3 separate regions of the Mus musculus genome follow, and regions 2 and 3 are each linked to region 1. Evidence: chromatin loops called from intact Hi-C (ENCODE). Cell type or tissue: gastrocnemius. All regions are shown on one strand. Links, peaks and the distances in the headings refer to the core of each region. The heading gives the core; the rest is flanking DNA.

The links. A loop is a pair of places that touch in the nucleus more often than their neighbours do. Peaks named below come from ENCODE experiments on the same cell type or tissue, not always from the same donor. Only the 100,000 strongest peaks of a DNase experiment are listed, where the experiment ranks them.
Region 2: it touches region 1 in a loop (1.8-fold over the local background); 2 of 42 quality-filtered maps call a loop at or near these places.
Region 3: a loop joins it to region 1, with 2.0 times the contacts of the local background. A loop is called at or near these places in 3 of 42 quality-filtered maps.

Annotation. Positions count from the first base shown.
Region 1 is chr17:7,140,835-7,144,082 of GRCm38, reverse strand. It overlaps a transcript of Rps6ka2 not described here. Among named protein-coding and RNA genes, the nearest start is that of Rps6ka2, 28 kb to the left of the region's middle. In gastrocnemius, for the core only: a CTCF peak has its summit at 1,561 (motif pointing left); a DNase peak (open chromatin) is centred at 1,545; H3K4me3 peaks cover 682 bases; H3K27ac peaks cover 2,500 bases.
Region 2 is chr17:7,277,457-7,280,704 of GRCm38, reverse strand. Rps6ka2 (ribosomal protein S6 kinase, polypeptide 2) reads right to left here. Exons shown (of 21, transcript NM_011299.4): 12 at 3,140-3,242. Among named protein-coding and RNA genes, the nearest start is that of Tcp10a, 46 kb to the left of the region's middle. In gastrocnemius, for the core only: no CTCF peak of the experiment used is centred there; a DNase peak (open chromatin) is centred at 1,673.
Region 3 is chr17:7,264,351-7,267,598 of GRCm38, reverse strand. All of the region lies in intron 10 of Rps6ka2 (ribosomal protein S6 kinase, polypeptide 2), which reads right to left. Among named protein-coding and RNA genes, the nearest start is that of Tcp10a, 59 kb to the left of the region's middle. In gastrocnemius, for the core only: no CTCF peak of the experiment used is centred there; a DNase peak (open chromatin) is centred at 1,737; H3K27ac peaks cover 291 bases.

The DNA.
Region 1 (3,248 bases), core at 325-2,824:
CACATTCCTCATGGCTTGGCTTACAGGATCAGCAACAAGTATACAACGCCTAGTCCTTGAGCTGGAATAATGCTGGTGTGCGTTCCTGTGTCCTGCTAACCTTGAGTCACTTGATGCTAAGATTTTATCTGCCACGTAGCATGAAGCAGCCCTGGCAGGCTCAGGAATCCAGCTTCTTCATGATGCACTCACTGGTGGGGTCTGCCCCGAGCCTGTGCCCTCACCAGAGCTACCCATTATGCACACTTCAGAGAAGGCTCCCCAGGCATCTCAGGCAGAAGGAGATACCACGTGACAAAGGCTTGATTTCGGGCTGAGGTAGTTCAGGATGAGAACCAGGGCCCACAGAATCACAGTGTTCCTTGGTGGGAGAGAGATTTGGGGAAAAAGGAGACTGAGTCAGGACTGGAAGAAGAAAGGAGAGACTGGAAGGAGACGGCAAACCGCTAGGGCTTCAGAGTGGGATGTGAGTAGGAGGCCAAGTGAGGAGAGTTAGGTAGTGCCCGGTACAGAATGAGGTCCATGGGACACAGAGCCACCAGCTAGTAAGGAATTCATCTACGGAACTTTAGCTCGGCAAAGGCCCTGGATTTCAGCCTGAATTCATCACTTCCCAGAGGTGCAGAGAGCTCGTTGGAGTTTACCATTATTAGAGTCAGCCAGTTACAACAAGTTCTTAATGGAGGCTCACTGTACATACCTACTGTGGGATTGGAACCGAAAAGGTGAGAGGAAAGGAACCAGAATGAACAGAGAGAATCCTGGAGTCAGAGAATCCCATGAGGAGTCTTCCAGGATGTATGTGTGCACACATGCTCATGTGTGTATGCATACTTATCCACCACACTTGCTCACGCATCTATACCTCATGAATGCTTGAGCCCATGTATAGACACTCCTAAGCCCCTAGGAGGTCACAGCCAGGAAGGGAATCTGGGATGCCGTCTAATGAAGGTAGTACAGACACCAGATTCAGAAGCAACATCTGCAAGACAGAGCTTGAAGATAAGCAAAGACGGTAGGACTCGCTGTGGGAAACGAGGACTGAGTCACAGAGACCACGAACCACAGCATCTGGGGGACCAACCCCAGATCTCAATACTCTGGACAATGCACTTTGCTCCAGGACCAGGTCAGGATGCAGGCAAGGAAGGCAGCCATCCCAATGGCTAGCCAGCCTTAGACCTGTGGCACTCTGAACCTGGGGCCAGCAATCCCCACGCAGGGACCTCTGCTTCTGTTCCCAGTTCCTGTGGCTCCCGAGGAAAGGCTTAACAGGACTGGGCATCCGTCTACTTCTGTGATACCACACACTCCTCACTTCATGCCACCGTCTCCTTATAGCAGCTCAGTCTGTGTGACATGTGTCACACTTGACTTCTGCTTGAGGCCAAGGTCCCCTTTGTAGAAAAAGCATGTCTGTGCCTGTGAGCCATGAGCTGCATCTGGGTCTGAAAGTCACAGCTGCCCAGAGGGGACACGTGGTCTAGTAGGCTCTTAACCTTGGTTTCTTCCAGGTGACCTACATTTCTTGAGAAAGGATGCTGCTGAAGCGCCCTCTTCTGTGCCATGGTCAGGATGCAGAGCTCAGGGAGATTGAATTCCACTGTCTTACAACAGGACTCTAATAGCAGCTAAGGGTAAACCACGGTGACCATGGCAGTGTGCTCCCTCTTGCTTCAAGCATAGCTGACCCACTCCTTAGTACACAAAGACAATGTTCCAAAATCATCTTATCTCCTTCTCCTTCTCTGCTTCCTCCTCCTCCTCCTCCTCCTCTTCTTCTTCTTCTTCTTCTTCTTCTTCTTCTTCTCCTTCTCCTTCTCCTTCTCCTTCTCCTTCTCCTTCTCCTTCTCCTTCTCCTCCTCCTCCTCTTCCTCTCTCTCCCTCCCTCCTCTCTCTCCTGCTTCCTTGCACCTCATGTTTCCATGTGAGTTTACACTGTTTCTTTGTCCTGCAGAAACTACCTGTGTCCTTAAAACAGAATCCAATCTAGACTGACATGAAAACCTGGTTACGCTGGTATAGAGAACGCTCTGCACATCGTGGCCTCCCAGAATGCCCCTGCAGAGTTCTCTGTGGTAGAACCCAGACTGCAGCTGATGTGGAGATGTGTGACTCCCAACCTGGAGGAGTAGAAGGCTAACAGTGCAGGCATGTGGAGAGGCAAAAACACAGCAAGACAAGTGGTGTGGGATCCAAGCAAAGCTGAGGCCAACTTGAAACTAGGAAACCCCTTGGACTCACTTAGATCTAGTCCTGCTGGGCCAATGGTGGATGGTGTACCTCCAGAGTGGGCACAGGGACTCCACAGAACAGGTACAAAGTACCAGGTGTAACCACCACAGGTCTCTGTAATTGCCTGTCTGTCTCTGTCTGTCTGTCTGTCTGTCTCCCTCTCCCTCCCCCTTCCTCGTCCCCCCCCCCCCCTGCAAGCATCCATGTGGTGGTCAGAGGTCAACTTCAGCCATCACTTCCCAATTAGGCTAGGCTAACTGACCAGCAAGCGCAGCGACTCTCCTGTTTCTGCCCTCTCAGCACTTTTCCCAGGTGTGCACCACGTCTGTCCTTTTTACTCCAACCCTGAAGCTTGCACTCAGGCCTTCCTGCTTCCAGGGCAGGAATAAGCACTTTGCTCACTGAGCAACCCCCACAGACCCTTTTCTATGGCTCTTTACACACATGTCCCCTGCTGGGAAAGGGTATGGATAGCGCTTCTGTCCAGAGGGAGCAAAGGACCATTCTACAGGACAAAGCTACCTTAGTCTCTTCTGCAGCATGGGCCATCGGATCAGGTCGGTCAGCACAGAGAGCATACAGGAATTCTCTGTCTGCAACAACCTGATCTTGATACAACTACAACCCAGTGGTCACAGGCAGCTTTACACAGACACACTCACATACACGTGCACACACATGCATGCCCACACACATGCACAAACACACACACATACATGCACATGTACACATACAAACACACTCGTACAGAGGGAGGTGGGGGAGAGGCTAGGAAGGCTGGGAGATTTACATAGTTCTGAATTCTCTGACCACAGGATCAGCTGGTCCAGCCGGGGCTTTCTCCCATAAATGAGGCACAGTACATTCCTGGGGCAGATGCCCTGTGGGCAGCTCTTCAGTGAAGCTGCCCACACAGTCCCTTCTTTCATCATCACCTTCTGGGAAACCAAGTGAGTCCCTCGGTTAACCTCCATTTTCTCACTTTAAAAACTGTACCCAAACCTTTAATT
Region 2 (3,248 bases), core at 491-2,990, 140 kb before region 1:
AAAAACCAAACAATACCACATCTCAAGTCTCCTGGATAGAAAAGGAAGAGAGGCAAGTCTCGCTGCCTAACAAAGAGGGTCTGTCTCCCATGCAGACAGATACTAATGTGACCCTGAATGTGACCAGGTCTGACTGCTTAGAAATAAGCCCCAAATGTGCCAGACTGGGGATGCTCAGTTACACGGAGACCACGGCAGTGATGTTTTTAGAATGTGAAGTTATGCACAGCGAGCCGCCCAGTGGCAGTCGGCACTTTAATGTAGACAGGCTGCTTCCCTCAACATGGGCCCTACAGACGGATGGGCCCTTGTTCTGTCAAGCTCTGCAGATCTGTCTTTCTTTTCGCAGCATGAAGAGTCTAACTTTGAGGTCTGTTTTCTTGCTTTCTCTTAGCACTAAGAGACTGGACCAGAGAAAAACAGTTAACAACGCTTATGCCAATCTCAGGGATTGAGGCTTAAGGTTAAGAACTTGGGCGATTCTAGGAATTCCTTGAGCCTGGCAACGGTGAGGGTACAGACCACTGTACCTTCAGGGTCTGTTTATAGCACATGTGTGTGTGTGTGTGTGTGTGTGTGTGTGTGTGTGTGTGTGTGTGTATGTGTGCGCGCACGCTTGTGCATGTGTGTAGGGAACAGGCCACATGAACTTGACCTGATGCATTTTAGAAGTGAGAAAATGCGGCTCAAGTCAGCAATGTTTTCCGGCTACTAAAGACGCCCTCTGCTTAGAGCCCAGAAGTCAGCTGAAGCACAAGTACGGCCAGTCCACTGAAGTGCGAGGAGGCCGTTATAAGAAGCTGGAGGAACTGATAGTTGATTTTTGAGGCTGGACGGAGCGCAAATGGCAAATAGTATAAGCAGAATTTAGAAAGCTTTATACTCGGTTAAAAGGTGGCTGAACACCAGCATAGTACACGCACGCAGAAGATCAAAATTACAAGTTAAATTGTAAAAAGTAAACTTTCACATGCAGGAACAACCTTTGGGAGCATTCTGCCCAATGGGATACGATTTCAAACCTTAGATCGGCAGGCCCGCTGAGCAGCTGACACGCGACCCAGAAGCACAAGCTAGCTGGCTTCACTTTGATGGAGACTTCAGAAAGCCTACCATGAGAAATACCCTCTGTGTGTCTAGTCTGTCTCAGAATCCCATCACTCTGGCTCTTGGACTTGGAGGTTACTCAGCGCTCCTGCTGGGCAAAGTTTACCTTGACCTCAACATCAAAGCGGCTTCTCTGCGCCTCTGGCACTTCCATTACAGCCTCCCTAAATGCCAACTCTTGGCAAGATATCTGAACTTAGCATCCGAACAAGTCACAATACTGAGGAATAATATAAAGCAGTTCTAGACACGGGGTTGACGCACCCTGTCTGATGGGCTTTCCTTGGGCTAATATTGAGGTAAAGCATCGTTTTCCATGTACAAAAGGCTTAAGAGGCTTATTTAAGGCCACACCAGCCAACCAGGCTGGGGTTTAAACTCCCCATCAAATACAGAGAGCACAGGCACTGGGTCGTGTGGAGCTGCCGGCACCAGTGCCCTCGCTCTCACCAGTGTAACCACTGAGCATTTTTAACATGGAGCTTCCTTCACACGACGGATTCATGACAGCTGTCGTCCTTCCCAGTGGGGCTGCTGGCATCTCTGTGGTCTTGGCAGAGTCTTCTCTGGCTCACAGGCCATCTTCTCATCCTGAGAAAACGGTTTTGGCGTTTGTTCATCTGCAGCTCCGATGCAGGAGGATGCCTTCTGGGGTCTGACTTGCTGACAAGTCTCAGCAGCTGAACAGGCGTCCTCCTCTGTGCCCCGGCTCATGCTGTCATGGACTGACCATACTGTGGCATCGGCAATGTGTAGCATGACAACATTCAGGGACGCTCGTACCTCAGCCTTGCTGCTGACTACAGTTTTGGTCTTCCCTGGAGATGAGTGGGACCTAGAGGTCAGAAAGAGCCACCTGGGGCTGCCTGCCCTGAATCAATGCAATGTTCTTCGTGCCATATTGCTCAAAAAGGGACCTACCCCAGGCCCAAGAGGAATCCCCAGAGCCCTGTCCATCATGACACAGGGAGGGCATGCCCATCTCTCTGACCAGCAGCATTGCTCCAGAGCCTGTATCCAAGAGAATAGGGTGGGCTCTCTACCCCACTTCTCCTGACTTGAGACTCGTGGTTGGTAATCTTGTTTTGTACTTAGTTTCCGACAACCATATGCCATTTCCTATTTGAAAGTAGCGAGGAAACCCAAAGAAACCCTGCTCAGCCATCAGTAGCTCCCACAATGGCTGCCTGAACCTGCTCCTGAGTCTGCAAGGGGCTTAGGCACACCATCACTGGAGTGGCTCCCTCTGCCCCATCAGCTGTGTTTGTACACAGGGTCTTCGTGGGAGAAGTCAAGGTTAAAGGAGGTCAGGGTGCCGGCTTTCTTCCCACAGGACTCGTGCCCTTACAGGAAGAGTAAGGAACGCCAACATTCTACAGCTTTTCCCATCCATACAATAAAGGCCATGAGAGGACACAGTGATGTGGCCAACTATAAGACAGAGAGGCCTTGCCAGGAACAGCCCTGCCCGCAAAGTGACCTCAAACCCAGCCTCCTGCACCATGACACAACAAATATCTCTTGCTAAGCCACCCTCTGGTGTTACTCTGTCATGACGGTCCAAGACAATTATGGCATATGAGAAAATGGCGAACCAGAACGCTAATGTTTAAAGGGAGCTGACCAGATATGAGGGGACTACACACAGAGACTCCAGAGATCTCACACACCATGAAGCTAAGTTTCTGTACTGGGATCTGTCAAATAGGACCTAAAGATGGGCACCTTCTTCCATACCTTAGAAATGTGAACTACCTGTTTCCTTCCTGTGTCTTGCTTGTGTGCCCCTGGGAGGGCTGTCACTACCTTGAATCTCATAACAAGAGAGGAGGGGTCCACAGAACCCCAATTGCTTCCAAAGTGGATGTCACACAGGAATCGTAAGAATTGGTCCCGCCCCCGATACCTTACTGCTAAGCAGAGAAATCAGGAACACTGAATGGGGCTGAAGGTTATTCACGAAGAGAGCATCTTTCACGAAGTCTACTGGAGTTAGATGGGATCAGCCATGCTGGGAAGGACCAGCACACACCTGTGGGGGTCCTTGCAGTAAACTCGGGGTCAAAGTGGAAGGTGTCCTCAGGCCTGCCCACTGCTGGCTTGAAGGGTGGCTTGATCTCCTTGCGGTACAGCTTCTGCAG
Region 3 (3,248 bases), core at 491-2,990, 120 kb before region 1:
GACCATCTGTCAGATTTGGGAAGACCTCTAAGGCCAGCGTATGAATGAGGGGCTCAAATGGGACCCTTCTAAGATCATGTTCCGTGCCAGGAAAGCTGGAAGATTGCCCTGTGCCATATGCAACATAGTGGGGCTCAGAAAATGAACCCCAAAGCAAATCCCTGGATGACAGAGTCCCCCTCCCCCCTCCAACCCATCTCACCAGCTTTCTCTGGAGCAAGTGAGACACTAACATTTCTTCTCTCCACAGAGTGCAGAGAAGCCAGGACCCCTTGTTTCCAAAGGCAGCAGACAGGCCTATGGGTACCACCACTCTTGCCCACCTCTCCAAGCAGGATCGGGGCACAGATTCTGACCTCTCATATGGTGGTCAAGATACGGGGTCCTGAGAGTGGAGTGCAGGCTGGGTGGGTGGGGTCTGTAGCAGGCCTTGCAAAGCCCCTGGGTTTCCCCCCACCGTCTTGTTCTCTGTCTCAGCCCCATTTTGTGGTCTGTGCTGTTTCATCAAACCCTGACAACCCTTGTGCTGAGTACAAGTGCGACAACCCCCCCCGCCCGGCTCACCTATCTGTTAAAGAGAGCTAGTGTGGCCCTGAGGGTGGGGAAAAGTGAACTTCTTACGGTCCCCTGCCATGTATCTCTAAATATTGAATTTTTCCCTTCAAAACAGCTCCCCACCTAAACAAAACAAAACAAAACAACAACAACAAAAAAAAAAACCCCAAAACCTCTTAGAATCATAAAATTAATGTGCTTACTGTTTAAGGAGCCAGACAGCAGAGCACAAGGTGGAGGGATGCCCCTCTCCTGCCCAGCTAGCAGATGAGAACATCTGTGTTCGCCTTTGGGCATCTGTCTCTCTCCTACCCTGGCTTCTACTGAAGACAGGCCATCCTGGGCTGTTGTGGGCAGTGTGCTTAGCCCCTTCCCCTTTATGCTGAAGCATGTGGCCATATGTCACAGGCTCGGCCTCACTCTGCTGTGGCTGGGTGCTGCCCACAGGAGCGGTCCAGCTAGCTCGTGTGCACAGAAACCTTCCTGGGGACCTTCCTGGGGACACTGGACTAAGCTCGTGGGCTTTCGCTATTCAGCCAGGATTATTGCGGGATGAATTCAGGCCAGCATCCCAGGGTGCCATCAGTTCACGGAGACCCTGCCAAGGTTGGAGGTCACCGCATCTCTAACCTCATCCGAATCTGTGAGGTATGAAAGAACCAGAGCTTTTTGTTTTATCCCAACACGCAAAAAAGGGAAACAAGCTTGAAGACATTCTCAGGAAGCAAGAAGTCTGTGATCACAACCGCCTCTCGAGACAGGAAGTCTGGTAAAGGACTGAAGCCCTTGCTGGATGCCTCTGGAGCCGATAAATACAATCTCAAAATAAACACAAATCTGTTAAGACTAGAATTTTATGTAATTATCTCTCTTCTACTGTTTTTCGAAACCTTCCTATCTTTTATGCACATTGGCTGTGCAGAATGAAGAGTGTATAAAGGAAAACAAATAAATTGAGATTCTCATAACAATTCAGCAAGTTCAATTGCAGAGAGCGTCCAGGAGCCTCTGCACAGGGAGAGAGAAAAGAGACAGCCTTCACATAAGTAAATTCCATTGGACAGCATCCAGGTGTGAATTAAAGACAGTTTCCTTGCAAATCTGGCAGATCCCCAAGGATTCAACACAAGGCCAGCCTCGGAGAGCATTTCCAAGTCTGTCCCTGTGGACTGGAGCCACCACGGACAATGCTCCGCTGCTGCACCGTTAATAAAAGCCCCAACGCTTGGCTCCAACTTTGGGCTCTGAATGGGTTACTGTCACCTGACTTTGCTCTGGAATGCCAAAGCCCCCTTGGAAGCCGCTGTCAGACCTCACCATATTTTTTTTTTTTTAAACAGTAGAGGCCGTGCCTGAAGCACTGTGGTAGTCAGGGAGAACCTGTCCCTCCTCTGAGGTTTCCAACATGGAGTTCTTGTATTTCCCTGATGTCCTAAAAGGCAAGTGTTTATGAAAAAGCCAGATATAACAGGTTCCTCAAACCTCACGGTCGGAGGGAGGACGGCAGGAACGAGTGGAATGTGATGATGGGTTCCACAGGTGCAATGAGGACCCTGGATGCCTCCCTGACAGGAAGGGTATGCAAAGCTGTGGGCTTGGGAGGTCATGAGAGACCTCAGGGACTGACCAGCTGGGTCCTTGACCAGCTGGGAGAAGAGCTGACCTCCCACAGTCATTTAGCTAGACATGGCCAGGTCAGGTCCAATACTCAGTTAGGGAAGGACACAGAGGCTCATCTGTGCCTTTGCTTCCCACTGTCTGTGGCCCATTTAACGAGGAACTCCACACCTCTATGAGAGGCAAGCAACAGGCTCAAATATGGGGTTTGTTTTGTTTTGTTTTTGCAGCCAAAAGCAATTATCGTGGCTGCTTCCCTGGTTTTGGTTTTGGTTGAGTTTGTTGTTGTTGTTGTTTGCTGTTTTCCAAGACAGGATTTCTCTGTGTAGCCTTGACTGTTTTTGAACTCACTCCATAAATCAGGCTGGCTTTGAACTCACAGAAATCTGCCTGCCTCTGCCTCCAAAGTGCTGGGATTACACCTGGTTGCCTCCTTGTTTATACGTGAGCCAGAGAGTTCTCCTTTGGCCTACTTATAGCACCACTGTGAGGACTTGTCTAAGGGTGATGACTGCACAGCGCTCAGTCAAGTGCCCTGACTTGATCTCCTGGTCAGTAAGCAGCAGCTGTCACGCCTGTCACAGGCTGTCATCCTCCCCTTGAGGACTGCCTCAAGGTCCACTGAGCATGGCTATACTTACACTGGACAGTGTAAGCCACTCAGGAAGGGGCATGAGGCGTGCTCCAGGCTCACCCAGAAAGAACTGGCTGGAACCAGACATTTAGAAGGATGGAGTCAGTCTAGCCCTCCAGACATGGTTCAGAGGCAAGTGGCAGTGATGTGAACAGCAGTCGCCTGCACTGTGGGGAATCTGAGTCCTACAAAGGCACTCAGCAGTAGTGTGTTCTGAGCGGCAGGAGTCCTCCAGTATGCTCTGACCCAGCTCCTCTGGAGACAGGAAGAATAATCTCAAATTCAAGGCCAAGCAGAGTGAGTTTAAGGGCATCCTGGATAATTTAGTAAGACCTGTGTCAAAAGGAATAAAATGGCTGGAGGTGTAGATCTGTGGTAAAATGCTTGCTTAGCATGAACTAAGGATATCTGCTAATAAATGTAAGCATGAGGATTCTGGGTG